2 separate regions of the Homo sapiens genome follow, and region 2 is linked to region 1. A link is a loop called in an ENCODE intact Hi-C map of the cell type or tissue named here. Cell type or tissue: IMR-90. All regions are shown on one strand.

What was found. Peaks named below come from ENCODE experiments on the same cell type or tissue, not always from the same donor. Only the 100,000 strongest peaks of a DNase experiment are listed, where the experiment ranks them.
Region 2: a loop joins it to region 1, with 6 times the contacts of the local background. A loop is called at or near these places in 4 of 110 quality-filtered maps.

The regions. Positions count from the first base shown.
Region 1 is chrX:34,915,320-34,923,319 of GRCh38, forward strand. No RefSeq gene overlaps it. Among named protein-coding and RNA genes, the nearest start is that of FAM47B, 23 kb to the right of the region's middle. In IMR-90, a CTCF peak has its summit at 3,737 (motif pointing right); DNase peaks (open chromatin) are centred at 2,982 and 3,752.
Region 2 is chrX:34,650,215-34,658,214 of GRCh38, forward strand. TMEM47 (transmembrane protein 47) reads right to left here and starts at 7,071. Exons shown (of 3, transcript NM_031442.4): 1 at 6,590-7,071. The coding sequence starts at 6,815. In IMR-90, no CTCF peak of the experiment used is centred here; DNase peaks (open chromatin) are centred at 7,167 and 7,447; H3K4me3 peaks cover 4,907 bases; H3K27ac peaks cover 2,793 bases.

The DNA of each region.
Region 1 (8,000 bases):
ATGAGGGGAATTTAATTAATAAATGGAATAAATAAAATGCTTTTAGACTTGCTTTTCATACAGTTTTGAAATTGGCATGCACTCCTAAAACACAGATGGGAACGGTATCTCTGTCTCTGTCTCTCTCTTTCTCTCTCTCTCTCTCTCTCACACACACACACACACACACACACACACACACAAAAGCACACACATACATCTCTACCTTCATTATCCGTATCATTTCTGATTATATCCGGCAACTAGAAGGCAGTCTCAGCATATATAGCAGTCATGACCTCAGATATCTTCTATTTTGAGGCACCAGGCTGTCCAGGAGTCAAGACAGTGAAACAAGTCAGCAATAATATACTAAATGCCTGCCTGAGTCTGACCTGCACCAGGAGATAGGAAAGACAAATATGGCAAGAGTACTTCCTCTTTAGGAGCTTATATAGAAACTAAGTGTTAGATAAACTGGAGCCCAAGACTCTTCTGTATCTGATTCCATTATAACTCTCTTTAACCATCTGATTAAATCAAGGGTGTCAATATCTCTGAAGACTATGTAGACCCTGTGCACAGGGAGAAAAAATGTTTTTATCTCCATATGGCTCATGAGGAAACATTTAGTGTCATAAGCACCTTGCTGCTACATTGTGTCAAATCTTTGGCTTGAGGTAACAGGACAAGCAGTATCTTATCACCTGGAGCTGAAAATAGAACAGCCTAGTTTTCATCAGAGGAAATAGTGGCCCATGACTCAGAGTTCTAGATCAAAGGTCTGTCACTAGTTGGAGCATGTTTAGACATATAATCTCCATTTAGTGTTACGTCTTAATTGACAAACATGGAATAATGCTGCTGCCTGACCTGGCAACAGGGTAGATAGAAGTGGCTATTAAAATTCATTACATTGTTGGAAGTGAAGAGAGGGACACATTGATTCTGTACATTGAGTTTAAACTGAAAGATATAACTTTTTCTGGTTTCTCTAATACATGATTTTTGAAATAAGCCATTAAGAAAGTTGATGGAACATTTGTGTAACATCAGATGTTAATTTAATCTTAAGTAAAGTGACTTTCTTCCATCACATAGTAGAAAATGACAATTGCGGTTAATGAACTGTGGATCCACTTTGGAAATAATAATTTTACTTACCTTCCAGCCACTAATTTAAGTGCTTATCAATTAGTTATTACGTACCCTGAATTTTAGTCAGTAAGATTTACTTCACTTATTAAAATTCAAAAGAACCAATAAAGAATTATTTGAGAATTACTTCAGTAATATTTTAGGAAAAGTAATGGTTATTTTTGACATGATATATAGTGCATAATTTTGTCTTTTTAGTTTATAATTGCATCTGGATAGGCAAATAAAATAACTGACAGCAAAAATAAAACTTGTTAATGCCATGTCATCAGCAATTTTTGTGAAACAAGCATTGGAGAGCAACAAAACTAGTCAGAGGCCTGAGGTATTTTTGCACTGTCACTTAACATAGAAATAGCCATCCAAATTTTGTTTCTATAACCTCGAGGAAATCTAAAAACCTTCAGCATTCATCAAATGATGACTTCACTGTTGCCTCATTAAAGCCTTGGGTGTCAAAATGTACAATGATCAAGATTGTGAGTGCCATTATTTGTCATATTTTCAGGATTTTCTGATTTGCATGTAGTACCTGCACATATTCATGTAACATTAGAGAAATCCACTATCCCACATGCTTCTATTGGGCATTATCTATTATAATACAATCTATTAAATAAGATATTATTCAATTCTTTTTATTTTAATATTATTAGCTCTATATTTGTTTGCTTCATAAGAAGGCATTTTTTTCAAAAGAACTTAATGACTGAATGGTCCTTAAATTACAAGCCACACAGCTAGCACACAATCCAAACCTCAGGAAACCATGGTGTGAAAAAATGAATTTACAGCAAATCATCCAAAGCCTGGAGCAGTGAATCAATGTACAGGGAGAGCATAGCACTTGACCTCTTCCCAATTTCCTTTCGTCATGTCCAGTGTTTGTTTATTCTCTGCTAAAGTGTGCTGAGCCATGTTGGCAAATACTATCATGGGATGTTTCCATTGTTTATTGTGTGGCATAAAGTTTCTTTCAAAATAAAAGCAAGACCCTCTCTGTTGCAGCTCTGGAATGTTTCTCATCACTGGAAGTGTGGGGTCTGACTTACTCTTTATACCTAATTTCTGCTACTTTCTGGGCTGGTACGGGGAAAGTCTGCAGATTTGGTTTGTAGAATCTAAAAGTTTTTAAGACAAAGAGATCATTTGGTTCAATAATTCATATCCAGCTTAAATCTGTTACACAACAGGAGTGGAGGGAAGAAATACGAGGAAGAGTACATTTTATTGTTGCTGCTGCTGCATGAGTCGGGATCTATGAGTAGTGTTGTGTTGGGTGCTATATGCATGAGACAGACACAGTTTCAAATCCCAGCTCTACAATTGACTATTTCTGCGATGTCGGGCTCGCAGCCTCCTTAGGTTTCAGTTTATTCACAGACTAAATGTTGTTAATTCCTGCCTCTCAGGGTTGTGTAGGGTTAACTGAGATCATGAGTGTATAGCACTTAACATTGTACATGGTACATAGTTACAGGCTGTGGTTATTGTTCAGTAAATATTCTTTATGATGACGGTCATGATGAAAACTGCTGATAATTGTGTATTGGAGGATCACTGGAAATTTTCTTCATTCCTGATAGACTATGGCACGGTGCTGTTAGCAGGTTAAAAAAAAAAAAAGGATGTTGCCAAGTAAAAGTGCAAAGATCACTTTATGTGGTCGACCTCCATCCAGTACATATTGTTGGGGTTCAGATTGTTTTTGCTGTGGTTACTAGAGAAGCTTCTGGGGGAAAAGACACTGTATTCCAGTTCAAATTGAGACCCAGTGTGTCTGTGCTTTGAGAAATTTGTTCTGATGACCCATGAGGTATGAGTCACGTTTGTTCTCATGACTAGGCTGGCGAAAATTCATGTGTTGGAATCATGGCTAGACAAGAGGGTGAAAGCATGCAAGGTGTTCTCTGCTTTTAGATTTCTGGAGACAGTGAGAATTTTCTGCTCAGCAGTATAATGAAGGAGGTAGCAAACTAGATAATTCTTCAAAAAGACTGATCTGGAGCTCAAACTTCACAAAAAAGCCCCAGCTGTGACAGCTTTATTAGTACTCCTCACGTTCCTGAGCCTTAGTGTCATCAGCTTCCAGGAGATATTCCCAACCTGCCTGTCTATTTAAATAAAATAAATATGTGCTTAGAATCCACAAAACTCTGAACTAACACAGTGTGTCTAATATTTGTGCTAGTGTTACTGTATAACAACAGAGGTAAATCTGCAGGCAATAAAAGAAAAAAGAAGAGGACAATAATATCAGGGGAATAAGAACAAATGCGTGATCCAGGAAAAGCTATGCCTCAGAGAAGAAACAATAATATTTTATGGGAACTGCGTGGCATGTAACATAGTGATTCCCTATTCTGATTCTCTTTAGTGGACTCATTTAACACTTATACCTACAGACCTGGACCATGATCCATGTCCTGAAGACAGACTTGTTCTATTCATTTTCATTCTCAGATGCACCAGGAAGTAGCTCAGCAGCACCACACCAAGTTATATAATCACAACTCTGTTAAATAACTGATGTTCAACATACGCACAAAGCAAGATAAGTGCTATGGCAAATGATCAGTGGAAAAGTAGCCACAAGGTGGAACCAGAGGGAAGGTTGGAAGCAACAAGACTCCCCCCTAAAGGCTGCCAATTCAATAGGATCTATAGCTACTTGCCAAGATAGCTGATTCAGGTTAACTCTGATTGGTTAAAAATACTCTTTGGATATGGAGATTTAACCAGCTGTAAATCTACCTAATTATTCTTAGCTCATGTCTACATTTTCTCCAAATGATTCTGTTAGGTACATCTCATATGTCTTATTGCAATCAAGAAATAATGCCAACAACTTTCACTTAGAATACTAATGTACTGATACTCCATAAAAAGGACATAAAGTTATTTCAGTGTGACTTGTTTTCGATGAACCCACAATGTCTCCTTTGTAATCGTATTTATTCCATACAAGATTTGGGCACTTTCAGAATCTCCTGCTATAAATTGTTTCCTGGGATTCTCCAACTTTTAGAAAATTATAATAATGTTTCTTTTTCATTCGAATTCTAGAGAGAATATTCGAATGTCCTTTTGAATTTCTTCTGTAATATCAATTAAGTTGGGCAGTAAATGTAGAATTAATTATTATAGTAAGTATTTAAAATCATCTCCTACCTTTTCTACTCTCATATAGTTCAATTTATCCAACCTGTTATTGTATTTAGTCTTAGTATATGGAAGTGTTTTGCTGGCCCTAGAAATCGTGAATGAGCATTGCATTATGGACGCTTTCATAATGAGTTTTGTGAATGAGCATTCCTATTATGCCTTGTGTAGATGTACTGAACTACAAGCTCCTCTGGGTCTGTAATATTAGGAAGCTATTTTGAGACTGTGATGGTTGGAAGGTGAATAAGAAGGAAATATGTAGTGTGGTTGCTGAAACTAGTATTCAAAGTATCATAAAATTCCCTAGTGTATTCAACCTGATGTAATTCATAAATGCAGCAAGAGCATATGGGAAGGGGCCACACTTACGGCCAGATAGGTGCAAGCATTGTGGTTCATGGAAAGCTTTTTGCTGAAAACAAAAGATGGAGCTCCACATCTAGGGGTAGAAAAAAGACAGGCGTTTAGAAATTTAGCAGGAATCAAGGCCTCATTCGGAGTTTCTTAGCCCACAGAAATTGGATTGTTTTCAGTGTACTTTAGCAGAAGACCTTTTAGGAGAAAGGATATAAATAATAAACATAAGGGATCAGGTGAAAGGTCAGTGTATTGGGCATAAAGTGCCAAAAACATACTAAGGTCCAGTATTTACACTATCAAGTGACTACCTTCTTTGTTCCGTATCCCTACCCTGGGATACCTTCTCTCCAGGTCCCTGAACCCCTCCATTTGGACACAGCAGCTTTCAGACACATGTTGGGCCATGCCAGGTGTACACTCATGTACTCATAGGCCTAGCATCCCGCATGCCTAGCCACAAATATACATAACTCTTCCTAGATATTTAAAGATAAGCCAGCCATATATACCCGTTAAAGAAATTATATGAACATAAATATATATACCCATAGTCATGTTACACAGGCATGTTAATACAAACACAGAAATTTACAATCAATCACCATATACATGTGCAACATACATTTATCAATTTGGCTTAAGGCAGAAAACCTTTTGCTACAGGTATGGGTAGATTTCTATGTTCTCTGAAGTTTGCTTAACTTTGGCTCAGATCTGAGCAACGTGTCTCCAAAAGAAAAGTGATTTACTCTATCTACAGTTGGGCAAGCTCTTATGAAGCATGATGATTTTAGATAAATGCTGCCATTTCCTACATATAATTGATACACTTTTGAAAGAGTTTTGATTTATATTCTGTTATCCATTCTGTTTTCTAGAAACACACTGTTTAAATAACTATATAATAAATTCGAGCAACATGAAAAAATATTTTCACCCCAGAAATAGATTATTTGTGTGATATTTTAAGAAAATGTACTCATTCTACTTGGAATAGTAATGTCAACAGGGAAAATGTGGTGATGGGAGAGTTCCATTTTCATTTTTGACAGAGTAACTTATTTCAAAACAACTCTACCATTGAGCATAGCTATAAAAGCTAAGCAAAATAGAAAAGAACAGCTATGTAAAAGCATCAGAAAGCAATAAAAGAAGTGAGAACTTGTGAGGCCAAGGTCCTGTGGGTAATAAAATACATTGAGATTGACCAAATCTTTTCTGTTTCTCTCCCTTTAGAGTCAAATTTTTATGAATAAATAAACAAAACTTGCTGGAGTTTCTTTGGGATTGAAGAACAACATTCATGAACTTGACCTAGTTGACATATACAACACTGTTCCGTAGTTACAATATATACTCTTTTCTAGTGTACTTGGAAAGTTATCAATATTAACCATATTACAGACCATGAAACAAGCTTTGACACAATTTAAAGGGATGATGTTTATTGCAGAGAGTAGAATTAAATAAAAAATCAGTATCAAAAAGATAAACAGAAAAATTCCTTAATATTTGATATTAAACTGTATAGTTATAACTAAATTGTATCAAACAAGAATGACAATGGATATTTTAAGTTGCTGTGAAATAAATGGTAACATAGTTGGCATATAAAAATATGTGGCATGCAACTAAAGACATTAATAAATAAAAATTCATAGACTCAAGTATAAATATTAGAAAATAAGACTGAAAATTAACAATCTATATATTTAGATGAGGACAGGAAATTAACCCAAAGAATTAGAAGAAAAAATAATGATACATGCAGAAATCCGATAAATAAGAAACAATTATAAAATGAAATCAACAAAACCAAAGTTGGTTCTTTTAAAAACAACATTAGGCCCAGCGTGGTGGCTCACACCTGGAATCCCAGCACTTTGGGAGGCCGATGTGGGCGGATCATGAGGTCAAGAGATCAAGACCATCCTGGCCAACATGGTAAAACCCTGTCTCTACTAAAAATACAAAAATTAGCTGGGCGTGGTGGTGCACACCTTTAGTCCCAGCTACTCAGGAGACTGAGGATGGAGAATCGCTTGAAACCGAGAGGCGGAGATTGCAGTGAGCTGAAATCACGCCACTGCACTTCAGCCTGGCGACAGAGTGAGACTCCGTCTCAAAAAACAAAAAACAAAAAAAATTAATCAAAGAGAGGAGGCACAAATAATAAGTATAAAGATTAAAAAGAAGATATTACTACAGATTTTATTGATATTAAGTGATTATAGAAAGATATAAGCAATATTATGATAATAACTTAATTGACATAATTTAACAAAAATGAATAAGAATAAAGGGAAAGTCAATTGTTTCTATATCTAATAAATGTGTCTGTAATTCAAAACCTACTCTCAAAGCAAATTCTGAGTTCAATTGGCTTCACCAGTAATTTCTTTCCAAATAAATAAGGAACAAATTAAATGACACCAATATTATATAAATTCCACCAGAAAGTGAGCAAGATTTCCAAAGTTCTACAAAGCCAACATAACCCAATGTCAAAATCTGACAGGGACACTATGAAATGATAATTACCTCCCAAACTCACTCATGAACACAGATGCTGAAAAACTAAACAATATGGATTTGATTTTTTAAATATATTGCTTAGTTTTTCTGCACCTGTGTTCATAAATGTAGATAGTGGAACTCCCTGGTGACTTCACCTTCCAGATTATTACAAATAGCTTGCTGAAAAAGCCTCCAAACCTTTCTATACAAATCCAAAATGTTCTGCAATTTTTTCGTGCAACATATCTCACTCATTTTTCCATGTCAGTATGTACAGATCCACCTAATGCATATTAATGTCTTTAATTTGGATTTGGACATCTTTTATCTCTTCTACTGATGGATATTTTGGCTGCCCTCAATCTTCCACTGTTAAAAACAATGTGATAATAAACATTCTTGTATATGTCATTTTGTACATAGAAGAAAATAATCTTCAGATTAAATTACTTGAGGTAGAAATATACAGTAAACTAGAATTAATCTTCCTAAAAATTATTTTACTATCTCCTCTTTAGGTTTTATTACTCCCACCTCTGATCTTTAAGGATTTTTTCTGACCATGGCTTTGTCAAACTGTCTATAAGACATTTTAACATCTTGCTAACCCTTCCCAATTGTATTTTTAATTATAACCTTCACATGAGTCAAGTTCACAAACTTGCCTGATCTCAAGCTGTGTCTTCACAGAGTTACTGATGAAAATATTTTAAGCATCAACCACAGAATTACTATCAAAGTCAATATAACTGTTTTTCTAGCTCGTATATTATGCTGAATACGGACATTCTTCTTGCTGGATATGGCTTAAAATGTGAATT
Region 2 (8,000 bases), 270 kb before region 1:
TACAAAAAGTGGGCAGCTATTTCACATGCAGTCCTTCACCTCTTCATCCAAGCTTCCATACATGACATCATTCAACAATACTTCAAACACCAAGTGACAGTTATCTACAATATTACAGAACATTTTAAAAACCAACCCTCCAAAAATACTATGGCAAAATGTACCCTCTCTATTGAGTGTTTAACATTGTATCCTTCTTCATTTTCCTTAATCATGTAATAAATTTGATTAGACTGGATTATGTTAAAAATCTTGTCTATTTTATTAAACACGTTACAACTCTGAGATTCAATACATGGGCAGTAGTTAAGAGAAGAGCTATGTTATTAAAACAAAGGAAAAGGAAACAAACAAAAAATAACTCTAACTCCAACACTTCTCTAGCACTATAAAACTTGGCTCCTGTCTGGAATTTTAATGTTTTAGTGTTCATGTAGCAAGCGTATCATCAGATGCATTCATAACTTTCTAAAAAAAGAATAAAATTTTATCATACAACATAAAGTAGCAAATTACATTCCAGATTCATAATCAGTTTGAGCCTTGGTTGTTTGAGACTAAACCAAAGATTTTGGAAGGTTTTACATGTATCTCTCTGTTTGTGGAAAAGTTAGGTTCTCGAGTTCATTCCATCTCATATCCAAAGTACAAGTAACCAGTCATTAAAGCCATATGCTGGCTGAGGGAAGGTTTTGTCCCAGTCAGACATTATTTATATAATCAATTCAAAGTTCTTAAGTACAGAAGCTACAAAGCAAAGACAAACTGGTTGGCCGTTTGTTGTTGTTGTTGTTGTTCTTCAAAGGCAATAAAGAATGCAGATTTGCAGTTAGACTCAGTGTCAGACTGTGTGCTCCAAACACGGCCCAACAGCAACTCCTATCCCACATTCTCTTCTACAATGTGAACTTGCCACTGCTCCATCAAAAGGTGGTATTCAATTCTCCTTCCCTTAAATCCAAGCTGGCCATATGGCTCCTTTGTAACCAACTGAATGTGGTAGAAGACATGTGTGATTTCTCAGCCTAGTTCAGAGAGATTCTGGCTCTTATGACTCTTGTCCTGCGGGACCCACTCAATTTGTAAGAATTCCAATATCCTAAGACCACAATGCTAGAAAGGCCACCTGTAGGCATTCCAGGGAGAGTCACAGCTTTGCCCAGTATCTCACAGCCTTCCCCACCAAGGTGCCAAACCTGTGAGCGAAATCATTTGGAAAATGACCCTACAGTTCCAGACGTTCTGGTTCCTAGCCATTCAAGTTATCTTCCACAAGGGCTCCAGACATCCATCCTCATTATGTCCTATCTGAATTCCTGACCCACAGAATTCATGAGTATAATAAAATGGTTATTTTACACGACTAACTTTTGTTGTGGTTAGTTTCCCAGCATTAGCAACTGGAATACTCTTGGTAAGAATCCATCTTTACCACTAGTTAATTGAGACCTTGGTAATCTTAACAAAAATCCAAAGTTTCCTCAATAATATATAGGGATAACTTTAGCTACCTTGCAAGTTTATTGTGACATTGGGAATAACTGAGGTGTCTGGCTTGTAATAGGACTGAATAAAAGGATAATAGTTTTGTGATCATGATCTACCAAGAGCATTGTTAAATGTTAGGTAATGCATATCAAAATTTAAATTTGAAATTGACAAAGTACTTCATTATGCAATTCATTATGCAATGCAGAGATTTTACTACTTAAAGGGGAAAAATCTTCAATTATTGAAAAAAGTATCACTGGGATTTTCTGAATACGTAACCAGGAAGAAACATAACACTAACAAACAGGCACTTTCATATATTTAATCTTTATGATAAACCATTTGAGGACATTAAGTTGTATGAGGTCACATGATTGGTAAGTGGCCAAGTTCAGGTCAGTTAGAATCCAATGTCTCATTTATTCTCCAACATACTACTCTACTCTGATACAGAATTACATTACAATTTAGCATAGCTCACATGGAAGTTTGTTGTGGTATTTATTTATTTATTCGGTTAGTTATTTTGGGGTAGCCCTCAGAACCAGAAGTGGTTCAGAGAGCTCCCTGCTGTGGTATTTAGGTTAGGTATTCCAGAGACACATTTTGAAGCATCTATATTCCTTTCACTAGCATGTCTAGTAGCACTGACTATATCTATGGTCTCTGCAAGTGGTCTTACTATTAAACAAAAACTTGCAGGAAATTTCTTGAAATGTATTCCCGACAGCAAGTAAAATCTATTGCTTGAGATATTCTTTTGTTTGTTTTTGTTTTGTTTTGAAATGTTTTACGAAAGGCCAGGCTTTTCCCACACCCATCAAATCCCTTAGCTGCCAAGACTGATCTAAGTGGCTCCCTGGGAATTATAATCCTTCTATGAATGTGAGCAAAAGAGAAATTATATCTGTTCACACATTAAAATGTCCTTTGTAAAAGTAAATCTAAGGAACCTGAAAATCTAAAAGACATTAAGAGAAAGTCATCAGGAAGATCTTGAAATAAGTTATACTTGGTTTTCTCTGGCTTATCAGTGGAGAAAGTTTTGGTGCTCTCTGGTACTCTTAACTGTCCACCCGTCTATGATGTCTAGGTTAAACAAAACTGCATTTATTCTTCTTATGTTCTTTTCAAGGAAGCCAGAAGTGGGTATAACAATAGTGACTTCCAGGCTTGCGGAGCTATTTGTAAAAATGCATCAATATCAACACATTTCAAGCAACAAGCTGAACCTTCCCCGGAGCAAATCACATTGTGAGGTTTCCTAATGAAACTGTGTTTTCGAATTAAGGAATAAATGCAAAATATGAACAGATGAAACATGTTTGAACTCAGAATCACTATATCTCAGATTTGCTAAGACGTGCAGGTGGTTAGGCAGTTCCATTTATCTTTAACACCTAAGATAGGCTTTCTTATAAATTCCTTTTAAAGTAGCTTTTTATACTAAAGTTAAAAAAAGATCTACATATAAAGCACTCTAAAAAGAATTTCTTGTCAATTAGAAATGATAATATTCACCTGTTATTAGCATATGGTATACTGCCATTTCAAAACTACCAATGACTCACGTTACAAATGCAGCTATTTTTAGGATAGTATGTGAATGATGTTAACAATATCCCTTGAAAAAAGGTACTATTTGATCAAGTATTTTGGGATAAAAAAAGGAAAAATGAATTTGTTATATCCCTAAATTACTGTTAGTAAAAGTGTTCATTTGGCCATCTGTATGTCCTTGCTTTCTCCTTAGTCAACAAATTACACAGACACCAAAAAGCAATCTGCTTTACATGAAATAGCTATGTATTTATACATTTTAAAGAAGAAATGTAAAGTCTCCTTAGAGGTTATAGAGCACATTTGATATCAAATTTAGGGCATCAGCATTCTGTATACACTTGTGCCAATCCTATTTACACTAAGGATTCTTGTAATTGCTGTGAAATCCTAGCAACTATATCCTAGAAATAAAGTTAGCAAACTAAATGTGACTAAGCAGAAGTCTAAAATATTACTATAATTTGTGTAAGATTTAAGGTTTATTAAAAGGTTCCCCAAAACAGTACTGGGGAAAACTACCCTTAGAAAGAATTCTGTGGCCGGCAGCCATGTGAGTACTGCGTATTCTAAACTTCCTAACAAGCACACTTTATTTTTTTTTTCTCTTTCCACCATTAATCACAGTCAATTAGCCGCTTTCTCATATGTCTTTCTGGAACACTTAGAACTTAAGATGAGTGCCTCAACTGTCCTCCATACATTGAATTGGAACACCAGAGAAAAGCATTACGGCTGACTGACAACCGGATTAGTGGTTCGTACTAGAAGAGCTGACGCAACCTTCAATACACCAGAACACAAGAGGCATGGTTCTACTTTTGCTTAAAATCATAAAACAGGTTATAAACAGCAAATGATGCACATTTGGTACCAAAATTAAAATGCAAGTTTAAAAATAATGGCTTAGGGGAAAGTTTCAGTAGAAACTGGGTCTAAGTAGGGCATACTATTGTGAGTAGAAACATTCCTGAAATGCTCCTTCAGTAAATACAGGCCTGCCTCTTCACAGCAGTTTTAATTCTAATTAAGACAAACATTTTTAATTAAGCCTTAAAGATCCTGGTGAAGGGCCTTCAGTAAAAGTGTCCTTGGTGGTTCCTCCCAAGGTAATTTATTTTGAAAGACAAAGATGTGGATCTCTCAAAATCTTCAGAGAAGACATTTCCCTCCCTGTTTTCTGCTACTCCACACAGCAAACAGACGAAAAAAGCTGCTTGCCCTTTGGAACAGACAAGAAAAGCACTGCTGGTTTTGATTCGGGCATTCCCCTTCCTTTCAAAACACTGGCGGACAGAAGCTTCAAATTCACATAACATAAGAAAGTACATTTTGTAAAGTGGGGACACAGAGCAATTTTCCATATCTTGTTTCCTTTCCTCCACCCCCGCCCTGTGTCCCACCATCACCGTGGAGAGCAAAAAATGAACTGCTATTATATATACACAAAGTCAAGAACTTGTTCCAGAAAACCTCTAACAAAATCATCTCTACTTTTTACCCATTTGCTTATGAATTCTACTTTATCTGGGCTGAAAACTATTTTTTTAAGGCAAGATAAGATGAAAGCTGATTTTCAGAAATCCAAATAGAAATATACGCTGGGCTATGACTTTCAGCAAGGGGGTAGAATAAACAGGGAAAAATCCCAAACTGGGCCTGCCTTTGATTTTTACTTTGCAGAGTGCTATTACCGCTATATTTGCATTAGGCTTGCGTCTCCATATTTCCTTGACTAGAGAGGAAAAAAGCTGAGATAAATGGGTATGGAGGCAATTAAGAAAAGGTTAGCAAACACTGTATGTTGCTCTGCAAACTCGAGCTGGCTTCTCCCCATTCCCTACATTCCTGGCCAAGAAAAAAGGGTACTGGCTTGAAAAGCAAATGTGAGTTGAAACTGGTTTCTCTAACCTATCTGAAAAGTCTTTATGCAATCAGGGGTCTATTATTTCAGGAGACAGAGAGAAAGGGGCAAAACATTCACGTTGCCAAGGAGTCGTGCAGTAGCTGTCATTCCTACATAAATTTTATTATTGAAGAGGGGAAAGGAGATATTTTCGCCAAAGTTTATTTGGATCCCCTGGTTACCGAAGAAAGAAATTCTGCCGATTTATTTTATCTTTAGTTGTAAACTGCCAACCCTGAAAGAATTGAAGGACCTAAATGTTGACCTCCTGCTGCCAACCAGTTCCCTCCACAGTGAATTAACCAACAAAGAGGAAACCCTTCAATGGGAATTTTGAGGTAGTATCAAAGAAAAAGCCTTTTTTAAACACAAAATTAAATTTACAGAAGAAACTTGGTCAAATTTTCCTGTGTTATAACAGGAAACCAAAGACAAAAGAAAATCAGATTTTTGTGGCTTTTTGTGCTATTTCAACTTTGTTACAACTTGAAACGTTTCCAGGAAAGCTTTATAAATAGTCCCAGAGAAGACATGAAACTGGAAGGAATGTAATGAGTTTCTCAGGTGTCTATGTGTGTGTGTGTGAGTCTGTGTATGTGTGTGTGAGAGAGAGAGAGAGAAAGAGAGAGAAAGAAAGAAAATCGCCGGCAGGTCCTCTCTCTTTATTTCCCTTTCTCTTCGCTGACACCAGCAGTTGAAGAATCAAAATTAGAAAGGAAGGGGTTTGTAGCGAGAAATCATAAGTTGACTGATTTTTGCTAAGGGCATAACTGGGGCGCCGGGGAAGGCAACTGGAGGGTCAGGGAGGGCGGAAAGCAGTAAAGCCCCCTGGGACTGGTAGCCTCAGTAGCTACCTTATTCTCCACTCCCCACCCCCATCTTATCCATTTGCAGCTTTCAGCGCTGGCGGAATAAAGCACAACTTTCTAGGCATCTGTGAGTAGCTCATGGAGAAAAGAAAGGTCTGGAGGAGAGAAGAGTTACTTAGAGTGGCAGAGAAAGAAAGGCAACTCACAATCAACGGCGGCGTCACCAAAAAAGGAAAGGAAAACAAGCCTGTCCCTCTCTCAACTCTTCATATCCATCAAAAACGTAAGGAAATAAAATCCAAACCGAAATACATTGGTGAAAACGCAGATAAGGTGGAGTGGAACCGGCAGAAATGTGAACACTAGGCAAATTCGTCCTCGAGAGAGGAAGGAAAAAGAGTGGGGAAGACCGAACAGCGAACCCCCGCAGCATCTCGGTGGAGTTGGGGCGTTTTTGCCTGCTTCTTTTTTAACGGGGGTGTGGAAGGCGTCGCATTTTTTTACACAGCCACATGGCTCTCGCCTCAAATGATAACAAATACCCAAAATAGCGTACGTGTTACTCCAGAACAGGAGGAATGGCCACGGGGAAGGGAGAGGGCGTGGGCTGTCGCTTTAGGTTTGGCGACCAGGGATGGGGAGGGAAGAGGGGTGGATGCCAGGGAGGTGGCGGGAGCCCCAGGATCCGAGAAGGGCCTGGACGGGGTGGGACGGGCCAGGGCAGAGGATGCGGGGACGTGGGGACAGGCGGTGACTGTCCTGGCAGTGGGGCGCGGGGCAGTCCGGGGCGGGAGGCAGGGGTCGCGGCGCGCCAGGCCCTCACCGCTGCTGAGCGTGGACTCGCAGTGCCAGATGTCCAAGCTGGCGGGTTTCCGGCAGGACTCCCACAACGACAGGTAGTACTGGTGGTCAGCTGTGACCCAGGCCGGGCTCAGCACCGCCCCCAGGTCCAGACACAGCGCCAGGAAGATGCACACCAGCCCGACCAGCTTCAAGGGGGTCAGCACCGACACGCGCACCTCCTCCATGCCGCTGCCCGCCGAAGCCATTCCTGGGCGCCGCTGTCGTCCGCCCCGCCGCAGGCGAGGACGCCAGGCGGGTCCGGAGAGCCGGGAGCCGGACCTCCCGAAGGGAGAAGCCGCCGAGCTGCCACGCGCGGGGACTCGCTCCCTCGGGGCTCTGCGCGCCCCCTGCCGCGCGGCCAAGGTGGGTCTGCGGAGGCGGCCGGCCGGGTGTGGGTCGTCGGCAGCCGCAGCGACGTCGATTCCACCCCGGACCTTCGCCGCCGGCCCCGCGCCGCGCTCTGCCAGCGCCCGCGCCCGCTCCTCCCGGCTCGGCCGGGCTCGCTCCGCCCCGGCCCCTCCCCGGGCTGCGGGAGGCGGTGCCGTACGGGGAGGGGCGGAGGGCCAGCACTTGGTGGCTTCGGCTCCAGTTCCCAGTGCCGGAGGCTCGCGCCTGTCCCGCCCCTACCCCGCCTCTGGCCCGCGGGCGGAGCCCAGTGCCAGCCCGCGCCCCCGATTCGCAGCGCGCGGCAGTTCCTTGAAGCAGCCCCGCGCCCAGCCCGGCCCTCGCCGGGCCCCCAGCCTCGCTGGCTCCAGGTCGCCGGGCTCTCCCCTTTCGCCCAGTCACGTGGGTTTCCTTTTCTTAGGGAGCAGGAGTGGGCGGTTTTCTAGAAGGCGCCAGAGGTGGATTCCTAGGTTTCCTAAGCTGTGCCTCTTGGAGCAAGGACAGGTCCTCTGTCTCTCAGTGATGTAACACGCCCCTCCCCGGACAATTTCACATCCTGAGAGATTTGCGGGACGGAGGAGAAAAGTGACTAAATGCATTTTGCCCTCTTTTCAAAACCAGACGGGCCCAGGAGTCCCCCGGTTTTCCCTGTTTTCTCACTTCTCCGCTAGCCTGCTGCCGCTTCTGTTCTCTGGGCTCACCTGCTTTTGCGCCCCCCTATGAAGGGCATTTGCTCTGAAAACGCAGGCGCTAAAAAGGAAATGAGAGCTCCTGCGAAATATGAAGTAAGTCTTATTTCCATCTCCACTGCTCTGCCCTTTGGGTGTTGGCTAAAACCTTTATTAATTCCGCTTTGCATTATGCCAAGCTGGATCTAATTCCCCTCCTGGGTATTAGGATGTCCTTGTCCTTAGCAAGATCTAGCCCAGGACCTGCAATAGGAAAAGTGATGTGTATATTTCCTGAATGGTAAACTAAGCAGTCTACAAATATTTGTTGAGCATCTA